2 separate regions of the Homo sapiens genome follow, and region 1 is linked to region 2. Evidence: chromatin loops called from intact Hi-C (ENCODE). Cell type or tissue: natural killer cell. All regions are shown on one strand. Links, peaks and the distances in the headings refer to the core of each region. The heading gives the core; the rest is flanking DNA.

Region 1 (11,261 bases), core at 4,476-8,475, 210 kb after region 2:
GATTTCTAGAAGTCCTGTGGTTTCAACTTGGTGCTGAAAACAACATTAATATTTATATAGTTCTTCAATTGTAATCCCAGCATTTGGGAGGCTGAAGCGGGTGGATCATCTGAGGTCGGGAGTTTGAGACCAGCCTGACCAACATGGAGAAACTCCATCTCTACTAAAAATACAAAATTAGCCAGGCGTGGTGGTGCGTGCCTGTAATCCCAGCTACTCGGGAGGCTGAGGCAGGAGAATCACTTGAACCCAAGAGGTGGAGGTTGTGGTGAACCGAGATCATGCCATTGCACTCCAGCCTGGGCAACAAGAGTGAAGCTCCGTCTCAAAAAAAAAAAAAAAAAAAAAAAAAAAAGACTGTTATTGATTATTGAATTTCTTGTAAGTTATTTCTTTCTTTGTCATGTTTTTTAAAACTTATGATTGTTATAAAATAGACTTGAGCCCTGGCTGTTCAGAAAAGAAGACACATGGCCAGAGACACAAATATGCACATGCCTATACTTTTCTCAAGTCAAAGAGACAGTTCTCACTCTCTGGAAAGAAAAGAAATGCATTTGTTGTGACTGAGGTCTTTGGGGACCAGAAGCCAACCCACTAAAGTCCAAACGAGCTCAAATATTACCAACATGCAAATCCCCAAATATGGAAAGATGGTATCTCATCCTCCAATTCCACTGATGGATGGTAGTTGGTATACTCTAATCTTACCTTATTTAGCCATTCTGCTCTTTCAGTGTCTGGAAAATGAACCTAGGAGGAAAATACACACATATGACTTATTAACTCCCAACAACTGTAAATAAAATGTCAAGCAGGCAATTTCATATTCTCATCATACGTCCTATGTTTACAAGATGCTTCTTTAAAACACTCTGCTCTAAAGCTTGGGAAACTGGTCTCCAAGGAGGGAAAGTGAAATGCATGGCACCCCAGCTCTTTACGTTCTGAGAACACAATGAGCAAAAAAGTTGTGTGTGGAAAATGCCATCAGAGTCTTCTCTGCACCCCACTGTCCAGAGGAAATTCACTGGAATCTGAAACATCATAAATTATACAAAACTGACCTCTACCTTTTTAAAAAAACATGTTTCTAATTTGTCAGTAGTATTATCATCATGTCCTGGCAATCTAGGCTCAGAGCCCCTACCCTTCCCAGGCCAGCCGTGGTGGCCCAAACCTGCAAGTCCCAGGTACTCAGGAGGCTGAGGTAGGAGGATCCCTTGAGCCCAGGAGCTTGTCTGCAATGTGCTACAACCATGCCTGTGATTAGTGCTGCACCCTAGTCTGGACAACATAATGAGACTCCATAAAATAAAGTAACAAAATATAAACTAAAATAAAATTCACTCTTCCCTTTTGCTTTTCTCTTTTGGCCCAAACCAGCTAAGAGACACCTTTCCTTACATGGCTCCTCTCCATACCATCATCTCCCACCTTCACCCAGATAGGGATCCCTCTTACAATTCTCCAGGTAGGGCCTGGATACTGGAGAAGGGTTTGTACAGGAGAAAAGAAACCTATTTAGGGCCAGGCATGGTGGCTCATGCCTGTAACCCCAACACTTTGGGAGGCTGAGGATTACTTAAAGCCAGCAGTTCAAGACCAGCCTGGCCAACATATTCTTGCAAACCTCTTTTCTATGCGTTTATAAGCATGTATAACTTACATTAGACATGTTTCTATACACATTTGCATATGCGTATGATATTTTTAAGACTATGTGGCCTCTTAATTTTTTTTTTTTTTTGAGACAGAGTCTCACTGTCACCAGGCTGGAGTGCAGTGGCGCGATCTCGGCTCACTGCAACCTCCGCCTCCCGGGTTCAAGTGATTCTCCTACCTCAGCCTCCTGAGTAGCTGGGATTGCAGGCACCTACCACCACGCCTGGCTAATTTTTGTATTTTTAGTAGAGATGGGGTTTCACCATGTTGGCCAGGATGGTCTCGATCTCTTGACCTCGTGATCCGCCTGCCTCTGCCTCCCAAAGTGCTGAGATTATAGGTGTGAGCCACCGATCCCGGCCAAGGATATTTTATTTTAGCCCCAATGGCAGAGAAAATATTTTCTTTCTTTTTTTAAATCCAGAGACAGGGTCTCACTCTGTCACTCAGGCTGGAGAGCAGTAGTTCAATCACGGCTCACTGCAGCCTGGAACTCCTGGGCCAAAGTGATCCTCCCGCCTCAGCTTCCTGAGTAGCTGGGACTGGGACTACAGGCATGTGCCAACTGGCTAATTTTTAAATTTTTTTAGAGACAGGATCTCACTATGTTGTCTAGGCTTGTCTTGAACATCTGGCCTCAAGCAATCCTCCTGCCTCAGCCTCCCCCTGTGTTGGAATTACAAGTGTGAGCCACTGTGCCCAGTCCACTTTTTTTTAAATAGGTTTCTTTTTCTTTTTTCTTTTCTTTTCTTTTTTTTTTTTGAGACAGACTCTCCCTCTGTCATCGACGCTGGAGTGCAGTGGCACGATCTCGACTCGCCACAACCTCCACCTCCCAGGTTCAAGTGATTCTCCTGCCTCAGCCTCCCGAGAAGCTGGGATTACAGGCGGGTACCGCCACACCCTGCTAATTTTTGTATTTTTAGTAGAGATGGGGTTTCACCATGTTGTCCATCACTGCCTCACTGTAGGCATGGGTGCCAACCCTTGCCTGTGTGGTGACATCAGCACCCCCCGAGTGGCACAGAAAGCACGTGCAGTGAGGCAGTGATGGACACGAGCACGGGAGGAGGCGGCACCCATGCCTGCAGTGAGGCAGTGATGGGCAGGAGCGTCGGAGGCGGCGGCACCCAAGCCTGCAGTGAGGCAGTGATGGACAGGAGCACGGGAGGAGCTGCCTGTAGTGCCCCATTCTATTCTGGAATGAACAGAGAAACCCTCTGCCCAAATAAGCTTTGAATATAAGTGAACTGGCTTGTATTAGAATTTACTGGTTAACTGGCTTGTATTAGAATTTACACAAAGTGGCTTTGAAAATCGAGCCGTCTCTTAGTAGTGTTATCCCAAGGCATTCAATAGTTCTGAGGTTTTTCATCTATGAGTGATTATCCCAATGTGCTAAAGAAAAAGAGAAAGAGAATATATCAGATTTGAACAAAGCAAATCTGTTACGAAATTTTAAATTCTGTTCACTAAGTCAAAAATCTGCTTCTCGCTAATACATATTCATAAACATTTGCTTATTTTGCATAAAACAGAATCTAAAGTAGCAAAAACATCACAGAGAAAGACTGGGACACACAGGGATCACAGAAAACACAGTCCTCAATCACACAGGAACACAGGAACACAGATTCGGTTTTAAATCTTATCTTTCAACTTAAAGACTCAAATCTCTCTTAAGTTCTAATTATAAAACAAATTTCAATATTTATATTATCTGTATGAACTAGAAATAATCATTGTACGATTATTCACGTTTCTATTATATTTGAGTTGACACCACCCGCAAAAATCTCTTTAATGTTATCTTTTAAAAGAACAAAGGCGTATTTTAGATTCTAATACGCTGCTATTACCAAAGTTGTTTTGTTTAGAAAAATTAAACCAAATATACAAAGACAGAACATTTAACTGTGCTCCAGGAACTCTACATACAATATTTTGTTTAATCCTCACCAGAACCTTTGAACAATTAGTGGCTCCATCTAACAGAAAACAAAACGCCTCGGGGGAACAGGTAGAATAAAGAGATCCAGACCCAAAGGACTCCAGAGTCCTTCCTGCTATGCCCTGCTGAAGTATACAGGATGGAATTGACATAACTGGTCAAAATTTTCTTGCCAATTAAATCATATTCTTCCTATATCCAAACATAAAAAAATTGACAGCTAACATTTAAAACAAAAATTAAGTAAAAGGAATGTCTTTCTTCAAACAACATTCCCCTTGAAGACCAGTATTAACAATCAGAACTTGCACAGGATTTTATTGTTCATAAATTCCATGTCCTATGCACGATATAAGCATTTTTTTTTTTGAGATGGAGTCTAACTCCGTCACTCAGGCTGGAGTGCAGTGGCACGATCTCAGCTCACTACAACCTCCTCCTCCCGGGTTCAAGCAATTCTCCTGCCTCTCGAGTAGCTGGGACTACAGGTGCCCGCCACCACAAGTGGCTAATTTTTGTAGTTTTAGTAGAGACAGGGTTTTGCCATGTTGGCCACGCTGGTCTCAAACTCCTGGCCTCAAGTGATCCCTCTGCCTCGGGCTCTAAAAGTGCTGGGATTACAGGCATGAGCCACCACACCAGGCTGATATAAGCACTTTTAATTACAAAAAAAAGTACAGCAGGCACTTGACAGGGAATGTAGAGGAGTTATTTTAAAATTCCATTAACATTAGTAACACTGAAACATGCAGTATCAATTCTGCTGACTCATTCCTCTTTAAAAATTAATAGCCTAGAATAAGTTTAGATAGGTAATGTCTGAGACAATATGAAGAAAGATGCTACACCTGAGGCATTGCTGATTTAATACCTTTAAGTAAAATTTAAAAGATAAATGGATAAAATGATTCTTTTAGAAACAAAATGCCACTAAACATGAAATCATGAACTTGCCAATCAAGTTCATTTATTCAAGATTCTTCCTCATTCCAAGAAGGATTTGAGCTTTGCTCAATGCTGCATAACCCTTTAGGCACTATTTTAAAAAGAAAAAAACAAAACACACAAAATTCTTACTGGAAGCAATGGTTGGTTGCAAGGAAGAATTCTTTCCCTCTCTTAGACCACAACTAAAGGGGAAGGAAGAAGGAATCTGAGTCCCTGGCACAGCAATCGAGAGTGTGCCCTGGGGCAGGCCCCACCAGCATAGGTGGGGGCCAACGCGCCGTTCCCCGGAGCACACCTAAGTGAGAGGGTCACCCATTTACTGGCCATCTGAAAACACCAACGTTCCTACACCACTTGGCTAGTTCTACGTTAAGCCTATAAAATGAACAACATCTAAGCGGGTAGCTTTGTTTCCTTGTGTAAAATCAACACAGTCTCAAAAATGGAACAGATAAGGCAAAAAGGACCAGAGAACCTCGGTTCTACAAGAACATGAGACGCCTCTTCTTTATCAGTTACATCACAATAGAAATCGGAAACTCTGGTTTCTAGAAGCCTTTAGGCAAGCAACACACCCTTACTTGGAAGCACTCAGCATACTACAGGTTTACTTAAACAGATGTGGCCTGCGTTCAAATAATTCAGTCTGGAGAAATACTAAAAACGTTAAATATTTAAAATGTTTTATATTGTTCTCTCTGAATATGAATTAAAGTCAGCGCAAATGGTCAGAAAGACTTGCAGAAAGTTAAAACTGCCCAGAAAATTTTGGTTCACACACAGCACAACAAAAGGGAGTCCAAGGTTCTAACACACACAGAACACCTTCCTGGAGCAGCCAGGACTTGGGGACTGCTGAGAAAGGTGAGGCGCGCGACAAACCCAAACCGCCGAGAAGGGTGAGGCGCGTGACAAACCCAAACCGTTGAGAAGGGTGAGGCGCGCGACAAACCCAAACCGTCGAGAAGGGTGAGGCGCGCGACAAACCCAAACCACGGAGAAGGGTGAGGCGCGCGACAAACCCAAACCGCCGAGAAGGGTGAGGCGCGCGACAAACCCAAACCGTCGAGAAGGGTGAGGCGCGCGACAAACCCAAACCGTCGAGAAGGGTGAGGCGCGCGACAAACCCAAACCGTCGAGAAGGGTGAGGCGCGCGACAAACCCAAACTGTTGAGAAGGGTGAGGCGCGCGACAAACCCAAACCGCCGAGAAGGGTGAGGCGCGCGACAAACCCAAACCGTCGAGAAGGGTGAGGCGCGCGACAAACCCAAACCGTCGAGAAGGGTGAGGCGCGCGACAAACCCAAACCGCCGAGAAGGGTGAGGCGCGCGACAAACCCAAACCGCCGAGAAGGGTGAGGCGCGCGACAAACCCAAACCGCCGAGAAGGGTGAGGCGCGCGACAAACCCAAACCGTCGAGAAGGGTGAGGCGCGCGACAAACCCAAACCGCCGAGAAGGGTGAGGCGCGTGACAAACCCAAACCGTTGAGAAGGGTGAGGCGAGTGACAAACCCAAACTGTTGAGAAAAGTGAGGCACGTGACAAACCCAAACTGCCGAGAAAGGTGAGGTGTGTGACAAACCCAAACTGCCGAGAAGGGTGAGGCGCGTGACAAACCCAAACTGCTGAGAAAAGTGAGGCGCGCGACAAACCCAAACTGCCGAGAAGGGTGAGGCGTGTGATAAACCCAAACTGCCGAGAAAGGTGAGGTGTGTGACAAACCCAAAGTGCTGAGAAAGGTGAGGCGCGTGACAAACCCAAAGTGCTGAGAAAAGTGAGGCACGTGACAAACCCAAACTGTTGACAAGGGTGAGGCGCGTGACAAACCCGAACTGCTGAGAAAAGTGAGGCGCTTGATAAACCCAAACTGCCGAGAAAGGTGAGGTGTGTGACAAACCCAAACTGTTGAGAAAGGTGAGGCGCGTGAAAAACACAAGCTGCCGAGAAGGGTGAGGTGCATGAAAAACCCAAGGCCTCATTCAGTGCTTTCCAAGAAAGCTGGTGTCCTGCACTGGAGGGAAGAGAAGCACTTCTGTGGGGCCTGGGGAAAAGCAACTCAGAGCCACCTCTTCATATTATCAGATTACGATGAGAAAAAGTATTAGGGACAGTATTCCTGACAGTGGACGAGACTTCCAGGCACACGGCGCTTCAATGTTTAGAACTGTAAGGCACGAGGATCTGACGGAGCACTTGTTAGCTCTCCACATCAGTGGGGATCTCTGCTCGTCCCCACAGCTGGGCTGCTGAACTTAGCAGTAGAGTGACTTAAATATAATTTGGTACCAACACAAATTTGTGCCTTCTGATCTTTGTATAATCAAATGTCTTTACTCATCTCCCAAACTATCTGTCCCTCCTCAAGATCCTCAAATCCTATCTGCCTGTCTTCTCTAGAGACTTTGGTCAGTATTCATGGAAACTGAAAAAGCAGGTTAGAAATCTTGATTAAATGGTATTTTTTTCAAAGATATTAGGATGCTTTATCCAAATAGTTGCTTCTACAAAGAAAGTAGTCAAGGTTAAAAAGGTAGAGAGGAATCTAAAAACATCTGTCAACCCTGTAATAAGCTGTCACAGTATGGTCAAATTACTACCTCCAATAGTAAAAGGAAATTGCAGAAGATAACCATTTTTATCTATTTCTAGTCTACATAAAAAGCAGGCCATCAATTAATTCACACAGTAAATAAAGCAATTGATCTTTTCCAAAATCCACAAGGTTGTAATTTTCTCTGTGGTTTATGGGCTTCGATTACTGCAACAGAGTAACTGGATACCCTAATGCTTTGGTGCAATGACACTGCTTAAAAATCCATCTGTTTAAGGTCATTTCTTAACAGAAAACATTTTCAAAATTCTCCCCAGGTGCTTTTTACATTAATGAGAAATTTCACTAGGAAATCCGAAAAGACACTAATATCCCTGAAGTTTTTAACTGAGACCACAGGTAGTGATCATGGTCACTCCTTGACTTTCTCACCACAAATCAAATGGTGTTGTCTACCAGAGCTATGGCAAATTGTTGCTTTCTTATGTCACCTAAAACTCTTAACAGTGTAAAATAAGGACTCTTGCCACGAAAGGAATGACGGCTGAGCCACAGCTGTGGCCACCATGGGCCCCAGGGACACAGGGCTCTTTTGGCCTGAAGGAGGACACTAGCAGCAGAGCCGGCGCCGGGGCACACCGCGTGGGAGGCGCCGGGGCACACCGCGTGGGAGGCGCCGGGGCACACCGCGTGGGAGGTGCCGGGGCACACCGCGTAGGAGGCGCTGGCGCACAATGCGTAGGAGGCACTGGCCTTGAGAGGGCTTCCTCACTGTTTGCAACACTTCATCACTATTTCTTCATTAGACAAGTGACCATCACCTATTCTGGTAGATCAGAAAACAGAGTCAAAGAAAAACTTAAAAACTAGGTTGATCCCAGCATACCTTTCATAACAAAGCTGTCTAAGTCACTTGAAATCCAAGTCTTAAATTCCTAAGAGAACGTACCCTGAATTTCATGTTATATCTGACATATACTCTTCCTCTATCCATTTATTTTTTAAAGGGGTTAAGCCCCCTTTTAGTGCATGCGTGAAATATTAGGAGAATTTAAACCAGGACTAATATTCAATGGCAGAGTCAAAACAGGGATGCCTCACAGCTTCTACTCAGGAGAACAGGGTATCCCTTCATGGAAACACTAATGTCAACAGACTTATTTACATATAAACACGTCCGTGAAGAATATTTTTCAAAGATTTGAAGCATATTCTCACAAAATTCTGAAGTCCTTTAGACATTTTCCTGTCTCTGCTAAAAGAAAGGTCACACAATTATTTCATAATCGTGATTTAAGCTGAAGTTCTGGCATGAGTTACATCAATATCACAAATTAAAATGAGTCCAAGAATAGGAAATCTGTCTTCTCATCTCCTCCACTGAAACACCTAAGACAATCCGGTTGTTTTTATTTTAAATTTAAATCAAATGAATATTAATTCAAATATACACGCTTATGTTTTGACTGGAATGGATTAAAAGATAGATGGGCAATTGTAGCACTGAATTAATTGCATATATTCTGTATACTACTTAAATGAATCCAGCTTTGTGTGACTATATACATAGTATATATAGTTTATTCTAATATATATATATGAGAAACTACATGAGATTGTAAAAACAGGGTTATTTGAAACCCCGTCTCTACTAAAAATACAAAAAATTAGCCAACCGTGGTGGTGGGCGCCTGTAGTCCCACCTACTCAGGAGGCTGAGGCAGGAGAATGGCATGAACCCGGGAGGCAGGGTTTGTAGCGAGCCGATATCGCACCACTGCACTCCAGCCTGGGCGACAGAGCAAGACTCCGTCTGAAGGAAAAAAAAAAAAAAAAAAGAATTACAGAAGTGACTGGAATACTAAAAATCTATCTACATGGATTCAGAATTAACATCGGACTTAAAATTTATCTGTGAATTTTACATTTTGAAGAAATAAGTTTATGTATCTCCTAGGAGCTTAACTTTATTCTCATGCAGATAGGAAATTATCGCGACTTATGAGAAGGAGGTCGGAAATTTACCACCCTAAAACTTACTGTTTCCTTTTTAATTATTTATTTGTACACAATGAAGAAACAGTAAATAATCAGACACATGAAAACACTAGTACTTTTTTCCTGAATATGTTCATTACCTTCACTGGATGTTCGATACCAAGGTTCCAGAACATCTTTCCCAATTATAGCCTGTGTGCCTCACTGCTGTTTGCTGTTACACATTCCCCATAAAGGGTCAGACAGGAAATATCTGGGGCACTTACGGGCCATGAGGTCTCTGTCACTACAACTCAACCACAGTTGGAGTATGAACTAATGAGCACGGCTGTGTTCCAAAAGAACTTTAATATGGTCACTGAAATTTGAATTTCATAACATTTTCACCTCCTACAAATTACTTTCTTCCAGCCATTAAAAAATGTAAAAGCTGTTCACTGGCCACAAAAACAAAAAGGAGGCCAGGCTATGAGCTGAGGCTTGCTGCCCGCTGAGAGGGATGCGCAAACCCGCAAAAGGATGGCGCCACGGGGTAGGGCCGTCCAGCCTCTCTCTCCAGAGAGCAGGCCCCACAGCTCCAGGTGCAGAAAAATGTCTGCCAAACATTCCTTTTTTTATTAGAAATACCCCAAATCTTAACATTGGGGTAACTAAAGTGTTTGAAAACTGAACCCACTGACCTGGATCCAATTTGTTACCTATTACAGAAATCCCCTACTTATCGGCAGTTCCACTGTGATTTCAATCACCCGCAGTCAACCAAGGTCAGAAAATATTAAATGGAAACTTCCAGAAACAAACAATTCGTCAGTTTTAAACCGCATGCTGTTCTGAGTAAGGTGATGAAATCTCACTCTGTCCAGCTCGAGACACGAGCCCCGTCCGGCACGTTCGCGCCGAGCATGCTCCCGCCCACTCACCTGTGCTGTCTTGATCGTCAGCTCAAGTGTCGTGGGATCGACGTGCTCATTTCAAGTCACCTTTATTTTACTTAATGGCCCAAAACACACCAACAGTGATGTTGGCCATTCAGATATGCCAAAGAGAAGCCATTGAGTGCTTCCTTTAAGTGAAAAGGTGAAAGTTCTCGACTTACTAAGTATCATACGCTGAGGTTGCTAAGATGTAAGAACGAATCTTCCATCTGTGAAACTGAAGAAGGAAAATAATTTCATGCTAGTTTTGCTGTCACATGTCAAACTTTAAGATGGAAAAGGCATTAAATTTGTGGCTGGGGCCTGGCACAGGGGCTCACATCTGTAATCCCAGGACTTTGCCTGTAATCCCAGCACTTTGGGAGGCTGAGGCCGGCAGATCACTTGAGGTCAGGAGTTCAAGACCAGGCTGGCCAACATGCGAAATCCCATCTCTACTAAAAAAAAAAAAAAAAAATTAACGAGGTGTGGTGGTGGGCACCTGTAGTCCCAGCTACTTGGGAGGGGCTGAGCCACGAGAATTGCTTGAACTCGGGTGGCAGAGGTTGCAGTGAGCCGAGACTGCGCCATTACACTCCAGCCTGGGTGACAGAGTGAGATTCTATCTCAGAAAACAACAACAACAACAAAACAAAACAAAACCAATAAATAAACAAATAAGTTTGTGGGTAGAAGACAAAACAGATGTTCTGATTGACAGCAACTGGGTTTGGTACTATCTTGTTTCACTGGGGATCTTGGAAAATATCCCCCACAGATAAGGGGGGGCTACTGTAGTAAACTTTGGATCACATTAAGCCAATTAAAAAATGGGCAAAAGTGACGGGGCGTGGTGCGTGGTGGCTCATACCTGTAATCCCAGCACTTTGGGAGGCCAAGGCGGGCGGATCACAACGTCAAGAGATCAAGACCATCCTGGCCAACATGGTGAAACCCCATCTCTACTAAAAATACAAAAAGTAGCTGGGCGTGGTGGCGTGCATCTGTAGTCCCTGCTACTCGGGAGGCTGAAGCAGGAGAATCGCTTGAACCTGGGAGGCGAAGGTTGCAGTGAGCCGAGATCGCACCATTGCACTCCAGCCTGGCTACAGAGTAAGAATCCATCTCAAAAAAAAAAAAAAAAAAAAAAACCAGGGGGGATGAGGGGGGCAAAAGTATTTGTATAAACGCTTCTCCAAAGAGGATATAAAAATGGCCAAGAAGCACATGAAAA
Region 2 (11,261 bases), core at 4,564-8,563:
AGGAGACAGTGCCACTTCCAAGAGGTCCTAAGACAAAGGGGGCCAGTAGGGGCCTCCGGGTGGGAGGGAGCCTGCGCTTCTCCACAGCCCACCTCCCTCACACGCTACCCCAGGACCACCCCCTGCCGGGTCCCTGTCCTGGCGACCCCACCTGGGCCCCCAACCTCCGCACCTGCTTCTGCCTTGGACAGAGAGGCCTGAGCCCTCCCGCGTGCCTTCCTGCCACGTTCTCATTCCAAGGACATCTGCTCGGCGCCCTGTGGGTTTTCTCCTCCATGCCTGGCCACCAGGGCCATGCCTTCCGCGCCCCTTACCAGCCTGGGCAAGGCTGGCACCTGTGGACAGTGAATGGGGGCTGGGATGGCAGCGGGGAGGTTCCATCGTAGCCCAAACATCTGCAATTCAGAGTTGGATATTGGGGCTGACTGTCTTAAGTGCCCTCCTCACGGACACCTCTGTCCTCAGACCTCCGTCATCTCCTTGCTGGGGCCCCTCACCCTCCCATCCTTCAAGAAAGCTCCTCTTTGTTTGTCGCAGCCACCTGTGCCCGGAGGGGGTGGTGGGTGGCAGCTTATCCTTCACACCCAGACGCCCAGGGGACCACCTCCCCGTAGAAAGCACCTTCTTGCAGAATGCGGCAGCATAGAGGTCACGGTAGCTCCCGGGCAGCCCTTCCCTCCTACAAAGTCAGGCCCGTGTGTAAACCTGCGGATCCTACAAAAACAGCCGCTGGTTGGGAGAAGGATGGCAGCAAGGACTGGATAGATGGGGCTGCTTCTGACTCATTATTTGTAGTAGACTAGACTCTAATTTTTAACACAGCAGCGCTTGCCTCAAAACAAATGCAACCCCCCCCCCCAGCAATATCCATCCAGGAAAAAGGCTGTAAGCCCACAGCGAGGCGCACCCCAAATGTGGGCTTGGTGGTGATACTGTTTGGACATTTGTCCTGCCCTAATCTCCTGTTGAATTGTAATCCCCAGTGTTGGAGTTGGAGGTGGGGTCTGGTGGGAGGCAATGGCAGCATGGCGGAGGATCTCTCCTGAACGGCTTGAGCCACCCCTTGGTGATGAGTGAGCTCCGCGACTCCCTGTTCTGATCATTTAAAGCCATGTGATACCTCTCCCTAACTCTCTGCCTCTCCCTAACTCTCTCCCTCTCCCTAACTCCCTCAACTCTCTCCCTCTCCCTCTCTCCCTTTCCCTAACTCTCCTCCTCTCCCTCTCTCCCTAACTCTCTCCCTTTCCCTAACTCTCTCCCTAACTCTCCCTCTCTCCCTAACTCTCTCCCTAACTCTCCCTCTCTCTCCCTAACTCTCTCCCTCTCCCTCTCTCCCTAACTCTCTCCCTCCCTAACTCTAACTCTCTCCCTCTCCCTCTCTCCCTCTCCCTAACTCTCTCCCTCTCTCCCTAACTCTCTGCCTCTCCCCGACTCTCTCCCTCTCTTCCTCTCTGCCTCTCCCTCTCTCCCTCTCTCCCTCTCCCTAACTCTCTCCCTCTCCCTCCCTCCCTCTCTCTCCTTCTCTCTCCCTCCATCTCCCTCTCTGTCCCTCTGTCCCTCTCCCTCTCTCTCCCTGTCTCTCCCATCCTATGTGACATGCCTGCTCCCCTTTGCCTTCTGCCATGATCAGAAGCTCCCTGAGGCCTCCCCAGAAGCAGATGCCACCATGCTTCCAGTACAGCCTGCAGAACTGTGAGCCAATTAAGCCACTTTTCTTACAAATTACCCAGCCTTGGGTATTACTCTACAGCCATGCGAGAATGGCCTAACACAGGTGGTAAGAGAAGTCCGTGTGGGGGTGTCGGGAGGCTGGGAACAGCGGCACCCCTGGATGGTTCGATGGGCCGGTGCGTCCTGGGAGGTCCTGAGCCATCTGACTATGGAGTCAGTGATGGAAACCACGGGGGAAAGGAAAGGTCAGAGTGAGCCCGCAGAAGGGAGAGCCTCTTCATGACAGGTCCGTGAGGTGATTCGGACGCACAAGGGTAGGACACGGGATTCTCTTCAGTGAAAACTACTTTGTGAGGCCTTAACGCCATTTCTCTGGTACAGATGGGGGTCTGAGGAACCAAGTGCTCCGCCTGAACAAGGACGACCTGGAGAGGTCTGTTGCCTGAATGAGAGTCACTGAGTTTACACTGCAGGAGAGCAGCTCCCAAGACCAAGGCCCTGCGATTCCCAGAGGCCGTCGGACTGCCGCATCCCTTGGCGTGAACGGTGGGCGTGGAGAAGGACCCAGAGTCTGGAGCCTACATCCTGGAGGACTGTGTATCTTGGGAGGGGCCTGGGCTTGTTTGTACTTTCGTTGTTTGACTTGCTGCTTGCTTAATGGTAGTTTCCTGAACAAGGTCCTGTTTTACCCCAAGGGCCCTGAACTTTGGTTAAACACAAACAAGCCCCAAGAAAAGGGAAAGCGAAAACCAGAGGCACTGGAGGAATCACAACAAAAAGCACCTTGAGAAGCACCTACAAGACAGCAGCGCAGCGTGGCCAGCTCCCTGCCTCAAGCACCAGGCAGGCTAACCCAGGTTCCGAGAGGGGGCAGGTCAACACTGGATAAAATAAACTCCAGGAGGCCGGGCACAGTGGCTTACGCCTGTAATCCCAGCACTTTGGGAGGCCGAGGCGGGTGGATCACTCAAGGTCAGGAGTTCAAGACCAGCCTGGCCAACATGGTGAAACCCCATGTCTACTAAAATACAAAAATTAGCCAGGTGTGGTGGTGGGCACCTGTAATCCCAGCTACTCGGGAGACTGAGGCAGGAGAATCACCTGAACCCAGGAGGCAGAGGTTGCAGTGAGCCAAGATCGTACCATTGCACTCTAGCCTAGGTGACAGAGCAAGACTCCATCTCAAAAAAAAAAAAAAAAAAAAGGAAACTCAAGGAAAGGAAATGCAAAGGGTGGAGAGAGGAAGAAAAATGTTGTTTACCAAACCAAGGCTGGTTCCAGAACTCCAGCTGATATAGCCCAGACTTCTAATCCAAAAGGAAGACCGTTCTGGCCAGACAGGTGGTCACCATTAGATTCTTACTGCTTGACCCAACAGGTGCAGAGGCGTGTCTGTGTCTGTCTGTGTAAGAACACGTTTGAATGCTGTACAAGGCACATATGTGAACATTGTACCACATGTACAGCTTTCAAACATGCTCTTATATTCTCCCAGCCCTTTAGGGGGAATGTCTCCTACATACATTTATGCTTTGTGCCTTCCTACTTATGAAATTAACCCATCATTGTCACACTTGCTGATATGCACGCTGTATGCCCATAGCATGCCAGGGTCTGTATACAGTGCAACCTTGTAGTTTCAATGCAGTGATAACATATCCCTCACATTTGTAATCATGGGTTATTCTTTGATTACAAGGATTAATTCCAAGATTCCAAGATTTTCAAGGTCGAAAGGCCTGTGTCAAACAGTTCCTGAGTCACGCATGTTCCTTCAAGGGCATCCTATCTGCCAGACGTGTCCGGTCGAATGGGACAACAGTGATGTGTACCAGGGGAATACACAGAAGGTCAGGGCTCAAATTCCAGTCCTACGGTGCACCAGCTCCATGATCATGAACGCGGCTCCAGCAACGTGATCGTGAACATTGCACCAGCTCTGTGATCATGAACGCTGCACCAGCTCCGTGATCGTGAACGTGAACGTTGCCCACTGGTGACAAAGGTGAAACTGTTGGCCAATCCAATGGTTTTGTGTCAGTCAGTGCTCTGGGTTACATCAGAGCTGACCAGTCCTTAACGAGGACCAGAAAGTGTTTCAAATGGGGTGGCTGGGCCTCTGATTCTAAGAAACAATCTTGAGAGGGCTGGCATGAGAACCCTGGGGTGCAGTGGGGCGCAGCAGGCTTTGTTTGAATCCCAAAGGCCCACATCACGTGGACAGGACTGACCGGCTCCTGCGTGGCATTCTCCTCTTCAGGTTGAAGGCTGGGGCTCTGATCTTCCCATTTAACATTCTCTGTGGGAGATGCTGAGTCTCCGCTTGATCAGGAATGGCTTCATGAGAGGGATGGACTTCAGGTGAGGTTTTAGGGCAAGTGCAGATGCAACTTCCACACACTCCATGCTCAAGAACAAAGGTGCCTGAACATGTACTAATGAATACACTCAAAGTTACTCATGCTAGACAAACATTTTGGCTCTTGCTAAATGACATAGTGGTTCTGGCCAACCATGATGAAATTTGAATGACTTATTAGAACAGTCAAAACTGCCAGATTGGCCACTTTTAATTGGCCATTTTTCACCATTTAAACACAACCCAGGTCTAGTTGAATGGCAAATGCAGTGAGTCACCTAATCCCAGTCTGTGTGATGGAAAGTGGATGTCAGCCCATGGAGACGGTAGCTCAGTCTTCTGCTTATGATGTTGACTGAGCCCAATCTACAGGGCAAGAGCAAGTCATTCCTGCCCCTGCCGCTTCAGAGAAGAGTGCCCCACAAAGCTTCCCTCTGCTTAGCGGAGAGGAGTCAGGAAGGTCCATCACTCCTTGGTGTCTTGTCCTGTTGTGGACACCTCTTCCCTGCGGGAAACGTCCTGCCTCAAAAGGGTGACACTTCTGTTCAGTACCAAGTGTCACTGACTCCAGGGTGCAATTGCAGGGTGGGGAATCGGAAGCTGCACCCCCCCAAATGGAACAGCCCAAGGGGTTCACCTTGCCCACTGCCAAATTACCAAGACAGCATAATTGCAGTAGAGAAAGAGTAATTTACGCAGAGCTTGTGTGCGGAAGACTGGAGTTTTATTATTCAAATCAGTCTCCCTGAAAACTTGAGGATCAGAGTTTTTAAGGATAATTTGGTGAGTAGAGGCTCGGGAAGTGGGGAGTGTTGATTGGTCGGGTTGGAGATGGAATCAGAGGGGGTTGAAGTGGGGTTTTCTTGCTGTCTTCTGTTCCTGGGTGGGATCGCAGAACTGGTTGAGACAAATACCAGTCTGGGAGGTGTCAGCTGGTACATCAGAATTCAGGGTCTGCAATATCTCAAGCACTGATCCCAGATTTTACAACAGTGATGTTATTCCCAGGAGCAACGTGGGGAGGTTTAGAATCTTGCAGCCTCCAGCTGCATGACTCCTAAATCATAATTCTAATCTTGTGGCTAATTTGTTAGTCCCCAGGCAGGAAGGGGGTTTGTTTTGGGAAAGGACTGTTATCATCTCTGTTTCAAAGCTAAACCATAAACTAAGTTCCTCCTAGAGTTAGTCTGGCCTACGGCCAGGAATGAACAAGGACAGCTTGGAGGTTAGAAACAAGATGGAGTCAGTTAGGTCAAATCTCTTTCGCTGTAATAATTGTCTCAGTTATAATCTTTGCAAAGGTGGTTTTAAAAATATTGCTCCTAGACCCCAAATGTCTGAAGAATTGGCCTTAGCATGTTACTGTATTATCAATATTTTGCCAGTCAGCAGACAACAAAAAGGGGAGTGGAAGTCTGGACCGTCCATCTTGGGTGGTGTTAGTGTTGGTGTCGGTAGTGGTGGTGGTGGAAGTGGAGGTGATGGTAGGAGTGATTGTTACAGTGGTGTTGATGTTGAAGGTGTCAGTGTTGGTGGTGGGATGGTGGTGATCATGGTGGCAGTGATGGGGTGGCAACAATGGTGGTTGGGGTGACGGTGGTAATCATGGTGACTATGTAGGGTATTGGTGGTGGTAGTAAAAGTGATGCTGGAGGTCGTGGTGGTGGTATTGATATTGGCAGTGTTAGTTGTGGTTATTATGGTGCTGCTGAAGGTGGTGATAGAGATGGTAATAGTGGTGATGGTGATTGTGATGGTGGTGGTATTGACATTGGCAGTATTGCTGGTGGTGATGATGGTAGAGATGATGGTGATTTCCATGGTGGGTGTGTTGATGAAGGTGGTGACTGTTGTGGTGGTGGTACTGATATTGATATTGTGTTGGTGGTGGTGGTATTGATATTGACAGTAATCCTGATGGTGGTACTGATGGTGATGGGAAAGGTGGTGGTGATTTTGACAGTGGATGTGTTGTTGAAGAAAGTGGTGATTGATACGGTGATGGTAGTGGTTACTGTGGTGGTGCTGGAGGGTGGTTGTAGAGATGATGTTAAAGATGGTGATGGCAATGGTGGTGAAGCTGGTGGTGATACAGATGGTCATGGTGGTAGTGGTGGAGCTGGTGGTGATGGAAGTGGTCGTGGTGGTTGATATGGTTTGGATCTGTGTCCCCACCCAAATCTTATGTGGAATTGAAATCCCCAGTGTTGGAAGTGGGGCCTGGTGGGAGGTAATTGAATCATGGGGGCAGATTTCCCCCTTTGGTGCTGTTCTCATGATAGAGTTCTCACAAGATCTGGTTGTTTAAAAGTGTGTAGCACCTCCTGCTTCTCTCTCTCTTCCTCCTGCTCTGGCCATGTAAGATGTGCCTGCTTCCCCTTCACCTTCCACCGTAATTGTAAATTTCCTGAGGCCTCTCCAGCCATGTTTCCTGTACAGCCTACAGAACCATCAGCCAATTAAACCTCTTTTCTTTATAAATTACTCAGTCTCAGGGGTTTATGGCAGTGCGAGAATGGACTAATACAGTGGTGGTGGTGGAGGTGGAAGTGGAGGTGTTAGTGGTGATGAAGCTAGTGGTGGTAGAGATGGTGATAATGGTGGTCATGGTGGTGGAGGTGGAGCTGGTGATGATGGAGGTGGAGGTGTTAGTGGTGGTGACGCTGGTGGTGGTGGAGGTGGTGGTAGAGGTGGTGATGGTGGTTATGGTGATGGTGGCGAAGTTGTAACAGAGGTGGAGCTGGTGGTGATGGAAGTGTCAGTGGTGGTGATGCTTCTGTCTGCACATCCCCTTTCCCATTTAGGCAAACAGCACTGCCATTTTTATCTGTGGGACTTCTGCCCTTGAACCCTTTTCCCTCAGGACAGGCCACCTGGTAAAGGCTCATGGCATATGCAGGCCAGCAAATGCTCTCTCCCTAGGATGTGAGTCATGCATGGAGTGACACAGGAGGAGATGACCAGAGCTGCCTCAGGCCTGCAGCAGCACCCGGGCCTACCTGTATTAGTTCGTTCTCACACTGCTATAAAGAAATACCCGAGACTGGGTAATCTACAAAGAAAAGAGGTTTAATTGACCAGCAGTTCCTCAGGCTATACAGGAAGCAAGGTGGCCTGTGCTTCTGGGGAGGCCTCGGGAAACTTATAATCATGGTGGGAGATGAAGGGGGAGCAGGCACGTCTTACGTGGCTGGAGCAGGAGGAAAAGAGAGACGGGGAGGTGCCACACACTTTAAAACAACCAGATCTCACAAGAACTCACTGCTGCCAAGACCACACCAAGGGGGATGGTGTTAAACCATGATAAACCACCTGCACGATCCAGTCACTTCCCACCAGGTCCCACCTCCAACAGTGGGGATTGTAATTCAACATGAGATTTGAGTGGGGACACAGATACAAACCGCGTCACTGCCAATGAGTGCCGAGGCCTGAGTCCCATGCTCAGGTCTGCATCTGCATCTTTTCCTGACTCTGGGGGCTCCCTACCTTCCAATAAAGTCTTTTGTGGGCCCAGCTGCCAGACCCTTTCAGTCACCTGCATTGAGAGACTTGGTGACCTATGTAAGTCGGCAGGCCTCAGTCTTACTGTTATTAATAAACAGTCCAGCCATTGGTCATAAGAAAAATATCTAATTCCATAAAGCACTGACTAGGTGCCAGTGATTATGACAATAGTTAGGCGCCATTCTCATTCACATTCCACACATGAGGAGACCAAGGCTGAGGTCTAAATCATCTTCCCAAGACCCCCACAGCCAGTAAGTGCTGGGTTCAGGGTTCAAATCCACTCGGTCTCACTCCAGAGTTCAAGGTCCCATTCTTGCCATCCCAATTCACCGAATTCTCCATTTGTGGATTCTATTAGCCTGAAGCCAGCACTTCTGAGGCCTCCTAACCCTAGCTGGGAGGGCAGCCAGCCCACTCAGCGGGGAGGTGACTGGCTATTATTCAGGGTGTGGGTGCAGAGGTGTCTGGCATCTGAGGCATTTTGTTGCTTCTTTTACTAAGGCAGAGGGAGGGAGAAGCAACCTGTGATAATCTCACCTCACCAGCATTGCAACTTAGCAAAAGTCATACTCTCCCGGCACACTGGTTAATGAATCTGCTGGAAGACATCTTATTCTATGGGACTTTCTCAGAATGTTCTAGACAGTACTCACAGGTCTCCTGGCAAAGCAATAGAAAAACCAAGCCAGAGTCTTGGGAGTTGCCCCCACTCCTGGCCATTCACACCAACATCTGTGCCTCCCCAGGAGGCTGGCCACTGCCCAGTTCACTCCATGCCTGCTATACCCACAAGCCACTAAGCCTGAGGAGGAGAACATCTGGCCTGCCTGGAAGCAGGCTCTTCCCCAGACCAGGGGCAAACACCGTGGAGCTTCCCGTCAGCTCTCCAGCCAGCTCTGCTCTCAGCGGGTTGGAGGCAACAACCTGTGGCCGGAACATGGCCTGATGTGCCAGCCTCCCAAGTAGCTGGCACTACAGGCATGTGCTACCACACCCAGCTAATTTTTGTATTTTTTTTGTAGAGATGGGGTTTCACCATGCTGCCCAGGCTGGTAACTTCTGAGCTCTAGCAATCTGCCTGTCTTGGCCTCCCAAAGTGCTGGGATTATAGAAACGCGCCACCACACTGGCCTATTATTTATATTTGATATAGCATTTAACAGAAATTTGTTATGTGATAATTTTTCACCTTTTGCTAAGTTGAAATGTTTTATTTTATTTTTTTGAGATGGAGTCTTGCTCCGTCACCCAGGCTGGAGTGCGGTGGCACAATCTCGGCTCACTGCAAGCTCCGCCTCCCGGGTTCACTCCATTCTCCTGCCTCAGTCTCCCAAGTAGCTGGGACTACAGGCGCCCGCCACCAAGCCCTGCTAATTTTTTCGTATTTTTAGTAGAGACGGGGTTTCACCATGTTAGCCAGGATGGTCTCTACCTCCTGACCTCATGATCCGCCCGCCTCGGCCTCCCAAAGTGCTAGGATTACAGGCATGAGCTACCGCGCCCAGCCAAAATGTTTTATTTTTTAAAACAGTCTGTTAGAGACACAAACTAAGGTATTTGTGGGTCAAATTAGGTAAAGTCTGGGATTTGCTATAAAATAATATTCTAGCAACAAAAACAACAAAAGGTGAAGATCAATGAGATTGGTTGTACTATTTTCTCTAATTTTAAAAATATATTTAAACATAAGCCAGGCACAGTGGCTCACGCTTGTAATCCCAGCACTTTGGGAGGCCGAGGTGGGTGGACCGTGTGAGTCCATGAGTTTGAACCAGCCTGGGCAACGTGGCAAAACCCTGACCAAAAAATACAAAAATTAGCCGGGTGTGGTGACACGCACCTATAGTCCCAGCCACCTGGGAGGCTAAGGCAGGAGGATCACTTGAGTCCAGGAAGCCAAGGCTGCAGTGGGCTGAGATCACACCACTGCACTGGATGACAGAGCAAGACCCTGTCTCAAAAAAAACACTAATTTTTCTGAATACAAGATCAACATAGATTTTTAACTTTTCTAGGCTGGGCGCAGTGGCTCATGCCTGTAATCCTAGCACTTTGTGAGACCAAGGTGGGAGGATCACTTGAGTCCAGGAGTTCGAGACCAGCTTGGGCAACATGATGAAAACCCATCTCTATAAGAAGTATAGGCCAGGTGCAGTGGCTCACGCCTGTAATCCCAACACTTTGGGAGCCTGAGGCGGGTGGATTACATAAGGTCAGGAGTTCAAGACCAGCCTGACCAATATGGTGAAACCCCCGTCTCTACTAAAAAAAATACAAAAATTAGCCAGGCATGGTGGTGTGCGCCTGCAGTCCCAGCTACTTGGGAGGCTGAGACAGGAGAATCACTTGAACCCATGAGGCAGAGGTTGCAGTGAGCTGAGATCACGCCACTGCACTCTGGCCTGGGGTGACAGAGCAAGACTTCGTCTCAAAAAAACCAAAAAAGTATAAAAATTAGGCCGGGCTCAATGGCTCACACCTGTAATCCTAGCACTTTGGGAGGCCGTGGCAGGTGGATCACCTGAGGTCAGGAGTTTGAGACCAGCCTGACCAACCTGGTGAAACCCTGTTTCTACAAAAAATACAAAAATTAGCCAGGTGTGGTGGCGCACACCTGTAATCTCAGCTACCCAGGAGGCTGAGGCAGGAGAATCACTGGAATCCAGGAGGCGGAGGCTGCAGTGAGCTGAGATCACACCATTGCCCTCCAGTCTCAGCGACAGAGACTCCGTCTCAAAAAAAAAAAAAAAAAGCACAAAAATTAGTCGGGCATGGTGGCGCAAGCCTGTATTACCAGCTACCTGGGAGGCTGAAGCAAGGGGATTGCTTGAGCCAGGGAGGTCGAGGCTGCAGTGAGCTGTGATCACACCATTGCACCCCAGCCTGGGCAACAGAGTGAGACCCTATCTAAAAAAAAAAAAAAAAATTAACTTTTCTATTCCCTAGCAATAACTAGTTAGATAACACAAGAGTAAAAAAAAATTCCATTAACAATGGCAAAAAAAATTGATTGTTACATGCTTAGTAATAAACATTATAAAGAATACGAAGACATTTATGAGAAAAAAGAAAACTTCCATGAAGCACATCTTTTTTTTTTTTTTTTGAGACGGAGTCTCACTCTGTCACCCAGGCTGGAGTGCAGTGGCGCGATCTCGGCTCACTGCAAGCTCCGCCTCCTGGGTTCACTTCATTCTCCTGCCTCAGCCTCCCGAGTAGCTGGGACTACAGGCGCCCACCACCATGCCCGGCTACTTTTTTGTATTTTTAGTAGAGATGAGGTTTCACCGTGTTAGCCAGGATGGTCTCGATCTCCTGACCTCGTGATCCGCCCACCTCGGCCTCCCAAAGTGCTGGGGTTACAGGTGTGAGCTACCGCGCCCAGCCGAAGCACATCTTTTTTAAAAAACTAATTAAAGAGATGCCATGCTCATGGCTGGGAAGTTAATGTAAAAACCATCCTCCTCCCCCTCATTAGTTATAACTTTAATGTAATCTCAATCAAAATTGCATGGGATTTTCTAGAACTTGGTAAACTAAAATTCATATGGGGGAGAAGGCAATCATCCTAAAAGTTTTAAAAGCTTACAAGATATTTAAAGATCACCCTAAGACTCAGATAAGATGAAATATCCAGGGAGGGAAGTCAATGTTAGGGCCACTTTTGTCCAAGGTGGTGTTTCCTGGCCTCGACGGTGACCCTGAGAGACTGCGTATGGGG

What was found. A loop is a pair of places that touch in the nucleus more often than their neighbours do. Peaks named below come from ENCODE experiments on the same cell type or tissue, not always from the same donor. Only the 100,000 strongest peaks of a DNase experiment are listed, where the experiment ranks them.
Region 1: a loop joins it to region 2, with 12 times the contacts of the local background. A loop is called at or near these places in 1 of 110 quality-filtered maps.

What each region holds. Positions count from the first base shown.
Region 1 is chr7:158,798,320-158,809,580 of GRCh38, forward strand. ESYT2 (extended synaptotagmin 2) reads right to left here. Exons shown (of 23, transcript NM_001367773.1): 2 at 712-753. Among named protein-coding and RNA genes, the nearest start is that of ESYT2, 26 kb to the right of the region's middle. RefSeq lists enhancers at 2,236-2,736, 2,737-3,237, 5,835-6,426. In natural killer cell, for the core only: no CTCF peak of the experiment used is centred there; DNase peaks (open chromatin) are centred at 5,462 and 6,212; H3K27ac peaks cover 2,946 bases.
Region 2 is chr7:158,588,540-158,599,800 of GRCh38, forward strand. It overlaps LINC01022 (long intergenic non-protein coding RNA 1022), which reads left to right and starts at 2,090. Exons shown (of 2, transcript NR_132379.1): 1 at 2,090-2,268; 2 at 2,367-3,394. MIR5707 (microRNA 5707) reads left to right here and starts at 3,077; the gene lies at 3,077-3,157. RefSeq lists an enhancer at 8,386-8,885. In natural killer cell, for the core only: no CTCF peak of the experiment used is centred there; a DNase peak (open chromatin) is centred at 6,732.